Linked DNA regions of Homo sapiens: region 2 is linked to region 1. Evidence: read pairs that join two places in POLR2A ChIA-PET (ENCODE). Cell type or tissue: PC-3. All regions are shown on one strand. Links, peaks and the distances in the headings refer to the core of each region. The heading gives the core; the rest is flanking DNA. Region 1 overlaps AWAT2 (acyl-CoA wax alcohol acyltransferase 2). Region 2 has its middle 14 kb from the start of AWAT1.

Region 1 (5,377 bases), core at 270-5,269:
AGAGGTCTTGCGCTTTTCACAACCCCAGCAGCCTTTCCCCCAGCCCCCCGCCAATCTTTTGGCTTCCCTGGGCCCGCCCCTGTGCCATCGTATAGGTGGAACAATGTGCACACAGCAGACCACGACAAACCTGCAATGGCCAGGTGTGCATGGGCTGGGTGTTGGAGCCCAGGCTGGTCCTATGGCCACCTTAGAGGTTTGTTTGTTTGTTTTTTAAGGAAACCAGTCACAGGAAAGCTACAGACTGTTTAAAAACACTTTATGGAAGCTCAGGGAAAACGTAATCTCTGGCACAAGAAGTAACAAAGACAGCAGAAAAGCAGAAGCATGTCTTTGGCCACTGTATACAAATCATCACATGAGGCAGGCACCCAGGATAGAGGCAGCAGCTCACACTGCAGTAAACACGCAGGATGTTGTAGACCAAATTGACCAACGTAATGCAGGTAAATCACTGGACCAAATGGCACCCACCCAAGAGGGATGGAATGAGAGGGATGTGAGCCAAATTTTGTAGCCTGTCATTGCAACAGCCATTAGACCAAGAGTCTGAGAGACTTGCCATTCAGAAGGAGAGTTCTTTATGGCTGCTAAAAGCCAGGCGCCTCATTTTCATCCTGAGCAGGCTGGCTGACTCTCAAACAAAGGCCAGAATTATAGGGCCACACAAGTATAGGCAAGTTGCTGAGGGAATGACAGAGAAAATTAGGCCTGAGCCCAACCCATTCTGTTACAGCTTTGTGAGGCAGAAACTGAGTGAGGGCTAGTGGGTAGCAGAGGGTATTTCGGGCGTTGTTTGCTCAGGGACAGGAAATGGGTAAAATGGTTGGAGAAGAAAATGGTGTAGCTCTCCAGTTTATAAAGTTCAATCACATCCAATATTGTTTGATCTTCCCAACGGCCTTTGAGGTAAGCAAGAGACAGATTGTTAGTCTCATTTTATAGAAGAAGAAAGGAGGCTCAGAGGTGACTGATTGCCCCAAAGTCACATGGCTTGAAGTTGGTGGAGCTTAAACTCAAAGCCCACTGGCTCTCAAGGCCCCAGTCCTACTCCTGTAGGAAGCAGGACTCAATGCCAGAAGATGGGGCTCAATGCCGGGAGATGGGGCTGTTTGACAGCTAGAGAAGGAGAGACATGCATCCCAGAGCCTTCAAAACAGAGTAGTTGGTGCACACGCAGTTATCAGAAGATGGGCTTTTTATTTTGTCCATTGTTTTCCTCAATGCTGGCACCAAAGTGCCGTCAGGGCACCTCTCCCCTAGGCTCTTCCCTGTTTCTTGGGACTATCTCACCAGTAGCTGCAAAGAAAGGGCAGAAAAGAGCTGGAAGGAAAAAAAAGGAGGTGGGAAAAGGAGTGCAGAAAACAAGCAAATGAACAAACAGCCCCTCCCCATAAGGAGGACTGGTCAAATCAGGAGCGGGAGCCTGATAGGTGACTTTTGTCCTCCTGTTCTCACTGGGTCCATCCATACCTTCCAGCCAGGGTGAAGGCTACTGGGGATGTCTGTCAAATTATCTCCAGCTCCTGGGTCTCTGAGATACCAAACTTGGTCTTATGCTGGTCAAACAGTTTACGTAGGGCATCAATATAGAGTGTGTGATATTTAGCCACGATCTCCTGGCTTGGATTCTCAATCTTGGGCATTGGTAGAGGCTCCCCGACTGCCAGGGGAGACAGTGAAGGAAAAGGGAAAAGCATCAGAATAGCTCATTCCTCAGAATGGGCCCCAGGCTTCAAGCCCAGACTCTTCCCCATCCTCACCTCAAAAAGCTGCCACTCATCCCAGCCAGCCTCCCTGCCTCTGAGCAGAGTCAGAGCTGAGGTTCAGCCTCAGAGCTAGATCCTGTGTCCTAGACTCAGGCTGCCAGCAGAAACGCCCACTCACCGATGGTGGTTACAGGCCGACTATAGGGCAGAAGGCCCCAGGAGTTCTTGGTGAAGCCACGTCCATAGAAAGCACAAGGGTAGATGTGTACCATGCTCTGGAACCACTTCTGGAAGCGGTTGACAAAGCCACCAGGAGTGAAAATGTGCTGATCATAGAGGTCCGTCTCCCCAAAGGCATAGGCAGGTATTAGAGGCACCCTGCAGAGCAAAAGCATATCTTCTGAAGCCCAGAAAGGTAGGGACCTTGTCGAATGCCAGACACGCTGACGGCGCATGATCCCTGGGTCTGCCTACAGGCTTCTCAGACCCCAGTCCAGCTGTGCCTAGGTCCAAGTTGAGTGTGGGGGCTCCATGGCCTACCCCTGGCTGCCTGTGGGAGCAAAGTAGCAGTAAGCTAAAGAAGGAGGCAAGCCCAGACCCTCCTGGGAACCCCTGGGTCTGAAACGCTGGAAAGTAAGACCCAAGGGCCATGCCAGTTGATTTTCTTCACTTTAACACAAGCTAAGCTTGGCTCTCTCTGAGACAGGGTTGTTGCCAGTCCCCTTGTATAGAGGGGCCGGCCCAGATGAGAGGCTGGTGTGAGGGAGAACAGGCTCAGGGCTGGCCCTCTGCCCATTCTGCTTCAGCAGAAATGCCTCCAGGACCTGGCCCCAGCTCTTCAACCCAGAGGTGGCTTTCCTCCTCCCTCTTTTTTTTTTTTAACTTATTTATTTTTTTAATTGACAAATAAAACTTATCTTTCTGATGACCATAGTTCGTAAGAATGTATTGTATACTTCCTCCTCTCTCTGTGGATGTCCTTTCATCAAAACCCCCTCTTCTTCTTTCCCTGCAACACTTTTGGATCCCTTCCGCCAGCCTGGACTGGAGCTGTCCTTACCCATGCTGAAGGGCCATGCGCACAAAGCCAGACCGGTTCTTCAACACCAGGGTAGAAGAACCTGGCAGGCTGTATCTGCACTCAGCCAGTCCACCAATCACCACAATGACCATGTTGCCTGTGCCTTTATGAGTCAGCAGAAAGTCAATGGAGGATCGACTCACAGAGCAGGCCCCTGGTGGATAGAAAAAGCCAAACAGCCACTGGTCACTTCCCAAACCCCTACATTTCCTTTCTACTGCTTCAAAGGAGGGGGAGTGCAAGGAGCCTAACATCAGGCAGGTGAGCCTATGATAGCTGTTTCACACCAGAGGGGATTGGGAGCTGGCCTTGCTCTCACGCATCCCCCTACAATTCTCCCTTGGGGAGCCATTTTTTCTTTGGCTTTGTGTCCTAGGAGCCAACTTACCTGTAGACATTACATATTCTCTGAGGAAAGGCATCCAGAAAAAGGCTCCCAGTGTGAGTATGTAAGGGGTGATGCCAGGAAATATCTTGGAGAAGCCTGAGGCCTCTGTGGCAAAGTGGCCAAACCATCCATGGGCAAAGAGCCCATGAGGGTGGCAGACGAGGATGTAGTTGCGGCTGGGGCAGATGTCATGAGTCTTCAGAAGCTGCGGAAGAAAGTAGAATCAGGAGGGCTATTCCCAGGGTAGAGAACTTCTCTTTTGGGCAGAGATCTGAAAGGAAAAGGACTGCTAGGTCTAGCCATGCAGGTTGCCCAATGTGCAACTCCAGGGGGCGTCATTCTCAAGAGGCTCAATGTGGATGGCGCCCTCCACCCCTAGCCTGACCCAACTGCTAGCACTGAAGTCGGGGCTGGACCTGGGCCTGAGTGGGGACCTGGGGCTACTGACCTTGAGAGGGAAATAATCGCTGTAGTGTTTCCACAGGCGCCAGTGCCTCACACAGGTAAACCGGCGGCCGCCTGAAAACAGAGGCAATGCAGCCAAGCTTTGTCCATTCCCACTGTGGGCCTGCCCCAGGGTGCTCTCACCCCCTGCTGTTTCCTGGCCTCTTAAGTGGCAACCAAGGTGGGCATATCAGGGCAATTTAGGACAGGCCTAGCTTCTGCTTCACTAGCTGCCCCTCCCCTAACCCACTCCAGTTCTGATCTGGGCCTTTCTACCACCTTAAAAGGACCCCTTCCCTCAGCCTCTCTAGCCCAGGGAGGGACAGGCTAAAGGGCTGTCTGGGAATTGGCCAGAGCCTCTCAGGATTGTGATGAGAGAAGGGGAAAGAGCATGTGGCATGTGGCAACACAGCACCAGCAGGATGCTTACCTCGCTGAGGGGTCTTCCAGTCAAAAGCCAGCCAGGTAAGAATAAGCACAGTGACAGGCCAGTATGGTGTGAACACCACCAGGTAGAGGTTGACAGCAATCACAGTGGTTGCTGCAGGAAGCCCAGACCAGAGTTAATGAATTTCAAGCAGTCCCTCACACTTACCCTCTCTCCGGAGTTCTGTCCACCCCAAGGTCACGTGCACTCTCTCTCACCCATACCCACTCAACACTCTCACTTCTTCACCCCAGCACCTGGCCCATCTGCCCATGTTCCCAGCCCCCTCTTCTATCTGGCCTTGGGAACCCGATTCAGGTCTAGAAGGGAAGGTGTCTTCTTCCCCAGCTGAGCTGAATTCACACTGTAAGCCCTCTCCTCTCTGGGCCCTGCTCCAGCACTGCACTGGGCTCTGCCTGCAGTGTGGTCAATGGCAGTGAGCCAGCGGTGGGCCACCAGAGGTGGGGAATCCTGGAACAGTTTTCCTCCAATTCACGTCCTCCTCTCCAAATCTTCTCTCTGAGGCATTAGTTAAGGGAATACCAGGGAAAGCAAAGACCCATCTTCAGCCCAGTTGGGAGCACACCAGATGGCAAACAAAGAAAAATACAAACCAGAATAGAATAAGGTACTGGGCTGTATTAAGTTCCAGTAAGATAGGAACACTGTAGGTTAGCATGGTTAGGAAGAGTTACTAGAGATGAGTCATAGGGAGCCACACTCAGAATTACTACTGGACTCAGTTTTTAAGGCAGCTGTAGTAAGATTATTTGGGAAAGTGGGTCAGTAAAAGGTTAGAAAAGACAGAGAACATTTCTAATTGAACATTGCAGATTGAACACAAGGTTTTGCCTTGACTTCTTGCTGGAGCTCCATGAAAATTATCATTAAAATGTTTTTTAAAGTGTAGATCCACAAGGAGAAAGAGAATTAATGAGATGCCAACAGCAGATAAGAGATATTAGCAAAACATTTCCATGTAGGAAAGCAGATGGAAGAGTGGGTAACTGACTTAGAACAAAAAAATTAAAATCTAGTTACCTGCAAGGGGGATGCCTACAAGATGTGAGCCTATTTGCACTGGAGGATCTAGGAAAGACTCAGAATTTGGAGGCATCAGGTGCCACAAGAGGCAGGGATGAGGCACAGGGCTAGAAAAACTGGAGGATTGGTTGAAAGTCTGCCAAGGAATTAGAACCCCAGGTTCCCTCTCCTCCCCTACACAACTGGATGATGGGAGGATTGTTCCCCAAAAAATTGAACCAAACAGACTCTAGACTCAAATACTTACACTAGACACAGCTAAGATATTATATATGCAGCCAAAT
Region 2 (5,377 bases), core at 192-5,191, 180 kb after region 1:
GTTCTTACCCAAATCTCATCTTGAATTATAATTCCCATAATCCCCATGTGTCGTGGAAGGGACGTAGTGAGAGGTTTTTGTTTTGTTTTGTTTTGTTTTGTTTTGTTTTTTTGAGACAGAGTCCTGCTCAGTCTCCCAGGTTGGAGTGCAGTGGTGCAATCTCGGCTCACTGCAACCTCTGCCTCCCGGGCTCAAGCCATTCTCCTGACTCAGCCTCCTGAGTAGCTGGGATTACAGGCACCCACCACCATGCCAGGCTAATTTTTGTATTTTTAGTAAAGACAGGGTTTCTCCATGTTGGCCAGGCTGGCCTTGAACTCCTGACCTCAGGTGATCCACCTGCCTAGGCCTCCCAAAGTGCTAGGATTACAGGCATGAACCACTGTCCCTGGCTGAGAGGTAATTTAATCATGGGGGTGGTTACCCTCACGCTGTTCTTGTGATAGTGAGTGAGTTCTCATGAGATCTGATGATTTTATAAGGGCTTTTCCCCTCTTCACTCATTATTCTCCTTCCTGCTGCCATGTCAAGAAGGATGTGTTTGCTTCCTCTTCCACCATGATTGTAAGTTTCCTGAGGCTTCCCAAGCCATGCTGAACTGTGAGTCAATTAAACCTCTTTCCTTTATAAACTACCCAGTCTCAGGTATGGCTTTATTAGCAGCATGAGAACAGACTAATAGACTAATACACTATATAATTCATTCTTTTAAAGTGTACAAATTCAGTAGTTTTTCATGTTCTTCACAATGGATGTCTATTTTAAGGCATCTGAGATAGTCCAGTCTCTGAGAAAAAATAATCCTCCAAGAGAAGCATTTCTTTTTTTTTAGGCTAGTCAATCCAAAAGAAGCATTTATGATGTAGCATTTCTATTGAGTGTTTGGTTTTACATAGTTAACACGAGTTTTTAAAATAATATATTTGGATTTTCTTTTCATTTATTTTCATGATCAATTTTGGCATTTTTACAGTGTGAGATGAGTCTTTAGGAACAAAATTACAATGTATTATTATATTGTGCCAATAGGATTTGAGTTTACCTTATGATAGCCTAATGTCTGAACTTGGCCCAGGAACAACTAAGCTATAAGTTATTTGCAAACAATATGGTTGTTTACTTTAAAAACTCAAGAGAAGAAGCTGAGAAATTGTTAGAATTCATAAGAGAGTTCAGCTAAATACAAGATAATATACACAAAAATAAACTTTTCCTATATACCAATAACAACCAGACTAGAAAACACAATGGGAGAAAGAGCTACAAACATTAATGAGATACATAAAGGAATGTGGGAATAAACAGAGATTTACCACGTTCCTGGATGAGACAATTCAATGTTGTGAAGCTATTATTTCCAAATTAAACTGAATGTTTAATGTACATAAAATACTAACAGGGTTTTGTCTGAAATGTAAGAAATTTATTCTAAAATTCATCTGAAAGAATAAACAGTTGAAATAACATATATATATATACATGTCTGTGTGTACACACACACACACACACACACACACACAGAATACAGGATAAAGGAAGCCTCACAAATAAACAAGGAAGAGGTGGATTGTTCAATAAATGGTGCTACAGGGGAAGTAAGCTATTATTTGGAGGAAAGAGTTAAAATGTCATGCCGTATACCTAAGTGTATTGTAATTAGATTAAAGAGTTTCATTTAAATCATCAAACCATAAAAATAACAGAATAAACTGAAGGGACTCTCAGAAGATGGGCTCAGGATTTAGAGTCCCTCTGCTTGCAGTTCCTTTGTGGTCTATTCCCTTAAGAGAAAACAGTGGGGCCCTCCTCAGAGCCTACAAATGTTTTTCCTTGGCCCTGGTGCTTTCTAGGCAGAAGCAAGACTCCAACCCAATGGCACAACACTACCTCATGTGCAGCAAAATCAGTGGTCAAGGTCCCTTAGCATTTGTTGAGCTGAAAAGAAATGAATGGGGCCTCTGCTCAGGCATCCCTCAGGTGCCTCAGGCCCAAGCTCACTTCTATTCTGTCGCTGCATAACAAGAAAGTACCAAGAGGGACAAGGGAGAGGTTGGATGTAATGTAGATAGGGGAACAATTCCTTGTTGAGGGAAGTAAACAGACCTTCAGACTCACTGCTGCTGCCAGGTCCACAACTGTCACAGGGAACTCACTCTTTTCAGGCCTCCACAACATAAACCACCACAGTCTCAAGGCACGATGTCTGAGGAAGAATTAAAAACATTGAGAGCCTACATGCTGGCTCCCAAGACCTGGTGGCGCTTTTTCTCAACAACCAGTTTTCCTGTTTTCCCCAGTAACTGGAAGAAAACAGAGCTTAGGGATGGCCTTGGACAGGGAACTGGTGAATCAGAAAACACAGCAGTCATGCTGATAGCTAGAGGAGGGCTCCACCCGCTTTACAAACCAACTGCCTGGAGGTGAGCCAGGTAACACAGCCCCAAAGCATCTGTGCAAACAAGTCCTCCCTGAAGACAAGCAGAGTCTGGGAGATGCCTCACTCTTTATCTCCGAGATCTGTCACACCATATGACATATACAGGTCATTATAGCACATGGTGTTTGTAGAGGATTAGCAGTTCAGCAAATGTGTCAACCTGACAAATCACTCAGTGCTTTCAAGTGATCACTACCCTGTTCTTTGGTTATTTTAACAAATGCTTATGGAGTTCCTACTATGTGGCAACCACTGTTCTATTAGGTTGGTGCAACCTAATAGAACTACTTTTGCACTAAGGCTGGGTGCAGTGGCTCATGCCTGTACCAGCGCTTTGGGAGGCCGAGGTGGGCAGATCACGAGGTCAGGAGTTCAAGACCAGCCTGGCCAATATGGTGAAAACCTGTCTCTACTAAAAATACAAAAATTAGCCAGGCATGGTGGCACATGCCTGTAGCCCCAGCTACTCGGGAGGCTGAGGCAGAAGAATCGCTTGAACCTGGGAGGCGGAGGTTGCAGTGAGCTGAGATCACACCACTGCACTCCAGCCTGGGTGACAGAGTGAGACTCTGTCTCAAAAAAAAAAAAAAAAAAAAAAAGGAAAAAAAAAAGAATTACTTTTGTGCCAACCTACCAGATGTTGGGATTGCAGCACTGAATAAAACAAAGACTCTGCCCTCAGAGAGTTTGTATTCTAGTTTAGGGAGGCAGACAATCAATCAAGTAAGCAAGCCACACCATTAGGTAGTGATAAGTACCGTGAAGAAAAATCAAGGGCTCAGTGGGAGTCCTATTTCAGCTGGGGTACTGACAGAGACCCTTCCTGGAAATGTGTTATTTGGATAGAGATCTGAATGAAGTGAGGCAACCAGCTGCCACTGGGGGAAGAACAGTCCAAGCAAAGGGATGAGTAAGGACAAAAATACTGAGAAGGAATCTACTTGGCATGTTTAGGGAACAGCAAGATGGCCTGGTAACTGGCTGAGGTGAAATGAACAGGGGGAGAATGGAAGATGAGGTGAGAGAGGTGACAGGGACTAGATCAAGTAGGACCTCAGGGATCAAGGTGTTGACTTTGGATATTTTTTCTAAGTGAGAGGAGGAATTGTTGGAGGAGTTAAAATGTTTTATTATGAAAGTTTCTAAACAGATACAAAAGTAGAGAGAATAGTATAATGAACCTCCATAAATTCATCACCTAGATTCAACAATTATCAAGATAATACCACTTCCTTCATCTATTTCAAATTTTCTATTTTTGCTGAAGTATTTTAAAGCAAATTTCACCCTTACATATGTCACATCTGAAAAATATGAATATTTTCTTACATAAAAATAAAGCCATTATCACAACTAACAAAATTAATTCTTTGGTATCATCTAATGCTCAGTCCATAGTCAAATTTCCCTCATTGCCTTAAAAATATTTTTTCCAGTTGGTTTATGATGTCCCATAAATTATTTTCATCTAAAGCAGTCCTTCATCTCCTGTCCCTCACTTTTTTCATACCACGGACTTATTTTTAAGAAAAGGGGTCTCATTATGTTGCCCAGGATGGAGTGCAGTGGTTATTAATAGGCACGATCCCACCACTGATCAGCACTGGAGTTGTGACCTGCTCTATTTCCAACCTGGCTCAGTTCACCCCTCCTTAAGCAATCTGGTGGTCCCCGCTGCTCCCGAGAGGTCACCATATCAATGCCAAACTTGTGCCAAACTTAGTGCAGATACCCCACTGGCATAGCACACTCCAGCCCAGAGCTCCTGGGCTCAAGCAATCTTCCTGCCTCAGCGTTCCAAGTAGCTGGGACTACAGGTACGTGTCTCCAAGCCCGGATCCACTGACTTCTTAAAGAAACTAGATTACTGTCCTGTAAAAAGTCCTGGATTCTGGATTTCTCTGTTTGCTTCCCTGTGGTATCTTTTAATTTGTTCCTTTATTCCATTTCCTGTAAACTGAAAGTTAGTCCAAGGCTTGTTTAGATTCAGGATTAACTTTAGAGGTAAGAATAAGTATAGGTAGGTCCTTTATATATATGAAGTATACTAATACTTCATAAGTATAGGTTGCCCCACTTTTAGTGATTCTAAGATTGATCAGAAGTGCAGGTGGTGACAGCGTGATCTTTTCATTGTGACATTCTATATCCACCTTTCACCTCATGGTTTTAGCAGCCAATGATCATCATTGACTGACACTATTATTTCATCAGAGGTTGTACAATAATGTTTTTCTATTTCTGTCATTCCCTCCACACTTATTAGCTGATATGATACAGTATATTCAGAGACATCTCACTTCCATCTCCACCCCCTCTAACCTGTCCTTTCCCTCTCCCTACAGATAACCATTTTTGTTAATTTGGGGTTTGTTTTCCTTGTAGAGTACTTTTTGCAATAAAAGCATTTCTGTATATATGTATTTGTACATATATATAAACATGTTTTATATATGTACAAATACATATTATATATAATATATAATAATGTATATAATATATAAAAATATATATATTTTGTTCCCCTCATCTAGCCCAAAAGGTAGTATTACTATATATGCTGCTCTGTATCTTGCTTTTTTCACTAAAATATATTCTGGAAATCACTCCACATCAGTGTCTAGAGATTGTCGTCATCATTGGAAGGGCTTTGAGCAGGGAATGGCAAAATCTGGCCTACAGTTTAGAAGCCTTCCTCTAGCTGTCTGGTAGAAAATAGAATGTAATGGGGCAAATGCCAAAGCAGGGAGGTCATTAAGAGGCTATTACAATGGTCTAGGGAGACCTGGTGATGAACCAGCGTGGATAATGCAAGTAAGGCCAACACCCCAGGGATGGAGGGGCCCGGGCCCCTAACAACTTCATTGAGCAGAACTGCCACAGTAACGCAGATACCTTGTGGTGACTGAGAGAAAGAAAGACATAGATCTTTAACTTATT

Evidence for each region. ChIA-PET counts read pairs that join two places held together with the same protein. Peaks named below come from ENCODE experiments on the same cell type or tissue, not always from the same donor. Only the 100,000 strongest peaks of a DNase experiment are listed, where the experiment ranks them.
Region 2: POLR2A ChIA-PET joins it to region 1 with 9 read pairs; 2 of 35 experiments call an interaction of 5 or more read pairs at or near these places.

The regions. Positions count from the first base shown.
Region 1 is chrX:70,040,300-70,045,676 of GRCh38, forward strand. AWAT2 (acyl-CoA wax alcohol acyltransferase 2) reads right to left here. Exons shown (of 8, transcript NM_001002254.1): 2 at 4,053-4,163; 3 at 3,627-3,697; 4 at 3,179-3,383; 5 at 2,770-2,944; 6 at 1,888-2,087; 7 at 1,474-1,663; 8 at 243-1,323. The coding sequence ends at 1,509. Among named protein-coding and RNA genes, the nearest start is that of AWAT2, 7.0 kb to the right of the region's middle. In PC-3, for the core only: a CTCF peak has its summit at 2,982; no DNase peak of the experiment used is centred there; H3K27ac peaks cover 1,889 bases.
Region 2 is chrX:70,218,043-70,223,419 of GRCh38, forward strand. It overlaps the pseudogene RN7SL581P. Among named protein-coding and RNA genes, the nearest start is that of AWAT1, 14 kb to the right of the region's middle. In PC-3, for the core only: no CTCF peak of the experiment used is centred there; a DNase peak (open chromatin) is centred at 2,429; H3K27ac peaks cover 1,867 bases.